2 separate regions of the Homo sapiens genome follow, and region 2 is linked to region 1. Evidence: chromatin loops called from intact Hi-C (ENCODE). Cell type or tissue: Calu3. All regions are shown on one strand. Each heading gives the region's core, and the rest is flanking DNA. Links, peaks and the distances in the headings are about the cores only. Region 1 overlaps MARCHF3 (membrane associated ring-CH-type finger 3). Region 2 overlaps MARCHF3 (membrane associated ring-CH-type finger 3).

Region 1 (2,914 bases), core at 286-2,785:
CTACAGGGAAGGGATGGGCACAGAGATGGAAAGCAATTTCACCAGCCCCAAACTGGAGTAAACAGTTACCATGGTTACTTAGGGTTGGTATGTTTTCTGCATTGATTTAAAAATGCTTAGTTACGTTAGCATTCCAGTGCTGTATTGGCACTAAGTTCACCACATCAGAGGAAAAACTGTCAACAAGCCATTTTCCAGAGCCTGGACAACTTTGTCCTCTGGTGAAACAATATCACTGCAGAACGTTCAGAAAGTGGATGGCCATTAGCATCCCTTTGACATGTTTAACGTACCCAGATTCCAACCCCTTCTTGGAACATTTTTCAGGGCGGGTGAGCCCCCTTTCTACAAACACAGCTCCTTTCATAAATCAGACAATATTGAGGAGTTAAGACGAAATGAATTTCTACCGGGCCAAAACTTAGCTGTTACTACAATAGTGTACGCTGGCAGGAAACTGCCTGGAGGGAGCAATCGATAACCAGAGTGGAGAGGACAGGAAAGCAACAATCACAAGTCCCAGTGGACTAAGCAACTGGGGGACAGAGATTCTGTCATTTATCTCATTAGCCCCAGATCCTAGCAGGTGCCCAGCATTCACAAAACACTTGTTGAACTGACAGTTGAAAGAAAGAAAAAAGAAAAAAAAAAAAGCTCAGAGGTGGAAGCTTGGTAAGTGCGGTGTGAAACTAGAAAAATAAGGCTTTTGGCCGGGCGCGGTGGCTCACGCTTGTAATCCCAGCACTTTGGGAGGCCGAGGCGGGCGGAACACGAGGTCAGGAGATCAAGACCACAGTGAAAACCCGTCTCTACTAAAAATACAAAAAATTAGCCGGGCGTGGTGGTGGGCGCCTGTAGTCCCAGCTACTCGGAGAGGCTGAGGCAGGAGAAAGGCGTGAACCCGGGAGGCGGAGCTTGCAGTGAGCCGAGATCGCGCCACTGCACTCCAGCCTGGGCGACAGAGCGAGACTCCGTCTCAAAGGCCGGCGCGGTGGCTCACGCCTGTAATCCCAGCACTTTGGGAGGCCGAAGCGGGCGGATCACGAGGTCAGGAGATGGAGACCATCCTGTCTAACACGGTGAAACCCCGTCTCTACTAAAAATACAAAAATTAGCCGGGCACGGTTGCAGGCGCCTGTAATCCCAGCTACTCGGGAGGCTGAGGCAAGAGAATGGCGCGAACCCGGGAGGCGGAGCTTGCAGTGAGCCGAGATCGTGCCAGAGGAGTATACAACCTTGGTAGATGAGGAGTGAAGAGAAAAACTTACAAAAAGTGGATAGTGAATTATGTGTCATGAGAGGATCCCACAAAAACGTTACATTTGTCGTACACAGTTGTGCACAAATGTAATGTGGACACATTTGCACACACATGTGCACACAAACATGGTATGTACTAATGGGGAACTGGAACTTGACAGAACAATGAAGGGTGCAGGGTTCTGGGAGGGGCCCTGTTTGTTTTGGCCCCTGCTTGCAGCATGGGGAGTGGCTGAGGGAGGCTGGGGGCAGCCAGTGAGGGCAGACACCAGCTGCAGGTGGCACACAGGGTGTGGACATGTCCTGGGCAAGGCAGCTCCAGACACCCATCTGTATGGCTCTTTCTTTGTTCCACAGGAACAAATGAGCCCTTTCACAAATTCCAAAGGAGAGCCCGTCTAGTCCTATTTCCTAATAGAAACCAAAATTTACCTGACAATCCACCTTGTTTTTATTATCTATATATAGCAATGAATGATCTGCTCCCTATAAATAGGCTGCAAAACGGGGCTGTGCCTTTAGCAAACATTAAAGTGGAAATGGCCCTGACACAGATCAATAATGCTTGCCCATTTCCGTGTGCTGCTCTGTTTATTTTTAGCCCTTACACAGAGCCTGATACTTGTAGAAAAAAACTCCGTATCACCTTCAGGAATATTACCAATTAATGACGAAGGCAGAAATAGAATTTAAATTTACTTTATTCCTATCATTTCTTTTTTATAGGAATAAATTCAGACTTGGCATGAATTTGTTCTACTACCTCATTACATAGGTTCAGCCTTTGGGGAAGGAGATCATGAAGCTTATGAAATTCCATACCTCCTTTATTATTCCCTGTTTTCTTCTATTTGCCAATTTAGCTAAGAGTTCAGGTCTTTATCCCATGGGCAAAGAAGTACATGTAAATGCACATAAACTCAAAGAGAGAACTTTGCTCAGACATAGGAAGGAGTATGACCCCTCTCTCAACTTCCTTTACATGCACATCATCACTTAGTACATGAAGGAAACAGAGCTGCAAAACCCCAGTGAAGAGTGCCTTCATTGGTGCTCTTTGGCAATATAAAAGGCATATTAGAAAAAGCAGAGGGCACGAAAGCAAGTAACTGAGACCCAATTCACTACACGAGTTGCCTTACCATCTCTGTTTTTCCCATGGAGTCCAGCACAATGCCCTCACACAGCTGGTGTCAGCTGATGCTGGAGTTAAAAAAAAAAAAAGTTTTTCCTAAACACAAATCATATTGTGATTATTTGTTGAATACTAAAGTTCCCAGTGGACTTGTAAACTCCTTGAAAGTCCAGAAAAGAGTTCCGTCCTCATGTTTGCATCCTCAGTAACTAGACCAAAGCCTGGAATGACATACATGCTCAGAAAGTCTTTTTTTTTTTTTTTTTTTTTGAGATGGAGTCTTGCTCTGTCACTCAGGCTGGAATACAGTGGCACGATCTCAGCTCACTGCAACCTCCATCACCCGGGTTCAAGCAATTCTCCTGTCTCAGCCTCCGAGTAGGTGGGATTACAGGCACCCACCACCACGCCTAGCTAATTTTTATATTTTTAGTAGAGATGGGGTTTCACCATGTTGGCCAGGCTGGTCTTGAACTCCTGGTGTCAAGTGATCCACCCGCCTTGAACTCCCAAAGTGCT
Region 2 (2,914 bases), core at 176-2,675, 86 kb before region 1:
TGTTTCCCAAAGGCCTTTCTGAGAATGATCCTGGGAATGAGTGAAGGCCAAAAGGAGATCAAAAAAGGAAAGGATCTCCCTCCCACTAGCCTGAAAGGCCTACTTGTGCCCACGAGTGGGAAAAGAAAGCTGACAAGTTTTTTTTTAACTCATGATTCTGGGCCTCCTTCATTTACACTGAGCCTGTAAAACTCTGAAACCTGGTTTACAGTACCGCATGGTGGGAAAGCAGGTAAAAATACCTGACAGACAGACAGACAGACACACACACACACACACACACACACACACACACACACACAGAGGCTCACAGGTCTCAACCACATCAACCATAGCCTGCTCTTCCTGGTCAAGTGAGCTGTTTGATGCCTGCAAGGGTGAGTGGGGCACATCAGTCACCCAGTCTCAGTTCGCAGAGGACCGAAGATAGTCACTGCCTCATCCTGTTCTGAGTCCTAACCAATTGTTAAAAGTTCTCCAAGAGTCAGAAATTACATATTAAAGGTTTTTCTATTTTTTCCTTTGCACTAGCAGCACAGATTTTAAATGGAGGGCATATGAGCAGTGTTTACAACAGCATGGGAGTGTGATTCAGTGTCTGAGGGCCACCATGCCCAGGGTGGGATGCCACTGCACCAGAGGGGTTGACTGATCACTCAGACAGAGGTAAGAGAATAAGGTGTGAATGACTGGTCCTATGTTAGAGGTCAGAAGTGTCAGCACTGACACTAGGGGGCAAATCCAATGTTGATCCACCTTTTAAATGCATAGGTTAGAAGTCCCACTTAACCATTCTGAGAAAAAGCTGGAGAAGCCAAGGAGTTCCTATTAGCCTGGCAGCCCATAGCTCCCTATCCAACAAGAGCACAAGAGGAGACAAAGTGCTGGTCAGGATAAGTGGTCTCCAAGCTGCTCAGAGCCTGCACTCGGGCTTTAGTTCACCACTTGGGAAGGCTCAGGAGGTTTTCACAATAGCACTTCATAGGGTAGAGTGTGCGTGAAGGGTCAGGGATGGGGGACCATTGAGGCTGAAGGAGAGGACAGCAGAAGAGACCTCCAAGTGATAAGAAGACACCCACCCAGAAAGTAGCCCTGGACAGCGCTTCCATCAGGCAATGCCAGTCCACATGCACACCAAGAATGTCACTTCAAAAGTTTTGCCCACAAATCCAATCACTTTGACTCAGTCGCCTGAAATCAGATACCTTCTTAATCCTGTTCCAATAGGACCACCTTTGTTACCTACTGGAGACAACAAGAGAGCATAACAATGTCAAAATAACAACCCCGTATCTTGTGGGTTCCTTCCCCTCCTGGCTCTTTGTAAATATGATTTGAGGGGAAATCTTGATAAGGTGAATTTTAGCTTTATATCCTATTGCTATAGAAACGGCAATAACAGAACTCGTGTAGTCTTTTTTTTTTTTTTCCAGCACCTCCTCTCACCTGACACAAAGACCTGAGCACTAATTACATTCCCATTAGCATTTTCCATCTGACAAAGAGTTCTCTGGATCAATTACAGATTCATTTATTTTAATTGTGGTACTACCTCTGGGTGGCAAGAGTCCGCACTACTGTTGACAGCAGCTGCCCGTCCTTGGCTGAAACTTGCATGACATACTGCGGCTGCCCATTCACTAGGCTGCCACAATCCTCCACCGTCTTCACCACGGGTGCAGCTGAGCTGGTGCAGTCTGGCAGGACTTCGGGCAGGTGACTGCAGCGGCTGGTTGTCATGGTAACAGACAGCAATTACTCTGCTAATGGCTTCCACATTCATACAGGATTTCCATCTAAGAGAGATCAGAAAACAGTTTACTTGGGCAGGGTGGCTAATAGAAAATGGAGAATTATGGGCCACCAACATCATCATCATGTCATTATTTAATACAAATAACAGGGGTAGCCTAGATGTGGCACATTATCTTGTTACTGTTTAATACAAGTGCACACACACACACACACACAGAGCCCACAAGAAACAGCAGATATGGTATGAATAAGACAGCAAGCATGTCCGTGTATATAAACATTTAGCAGCCCTGCTTTCCACGAGGGGACAGAATGATGACTCTGAGGCCCAGATCTGAAGAGAAGATAAGCAGTTCCCTGCTCTGTGCTAGAGAAGCAATAAGTTTTTGTTGACACTCTCTAAAAGTTACTAAAATCATTATTAAAAACATTCAGAACTATTTTTTCTGGTAAGCAATTTATTCTACATGCAGCTTCATTCTGAGATACTAAGATTAAAAGGAGAGAGAAAGAAGGAAGGAAAATAAAAATGAATTTGGCCAAGTATTAATAGTATGTTCTAGGACAATATTTGCCAAACATGAATCACTCAATGACTGTACCACCTTTCGACTTTTGCCATATCTGTTGCATAATAAAATTTTCTACTCAATACATCTTGAAATTAACTTCCTTTAAAAATGGAACCTATTTTAGCTTTGTCTTCAAGTTATTCATGAAATGAGTTTAATGAGCTTTTATTTTCTAATGAACGTGACAATAAATACGTTAGCATGATGTCTTGTTTGTGTACTACCTAAAATGCAGATGTATATGCATCATCATAGGGAAACACATAGGAGAACGTGAGAAAATAATGAATGAGATCTCTATCACCAATTAAACATAATCCATTACAAATAAGGGCCTTACCTCCTAGGCACATGGTTTATCATATAAACCGTGAGGAATTCTGCTCCCAATCTGTGTGGTGCAGGCTTGGGTCATGACCTCAAGTTCAAAGCACTCAGACCCACTGGAGTGAGGAACTCCACTGGATTCAATAATAGGTCAGCATGTGACACATAAGAAATAGAGGTTTTTACAGAAACTTGAAGGAAGAATTCTGTCCAAAGGTGAGATGACACAGTTTCATGGCTAGGAGTGCTAGCCTGCTCAC

The links. Hi-C counts contacts between places; a loop is a spot of excess contacts. Peaks named below come from ENCODE experiments on the same cell type or tissue, not always from the same donor. Only the 100,000 strongest peaks of a DNase experiment are listed, where the experiment ranks them.
Region 2: it touches region 1 in a loop (2.7-fold over the local background); 3 of 110 quality-filtered maps call a loop at or near these places.

What each region holds. Positions count from the first base shown.
Region 1 is chr5:127,002,490-127,005,403 of GRCh38, forward strand. The region is part of intron 1 of MARCHF3 (membrane associated ring-CH-type finger 3); the gene reads right to left. Among named protein-coding and RNA genes, the nearest start is that of MARCHF3, 27 kb to the right of the region's middle. In Calu3, for the core only: no CTCF peak of the experiment used is centred there; DNase peaks (open chromatin) are centred at 462 and 1,512.
Region 2 is chr5:126,916,432-126,919,345 of GRCh38, forward strand. MARCHF3 (membrane associated ring-CH-type finger 3) reads right to left here. Exons shown (of 5, transcript NM_178450.5): 2 at 1,553-1,796. The coding sequence starts at 1,740. Among named protein-coding and RNA genes, the nearest start is that of MARCHF3, 110 kb to the right of the region's middle. In Calu3, for the core only: no CTCF peak of the experiment used is centred there; DNase peaks (open chromatin) are centred at 1,710 and 2,040.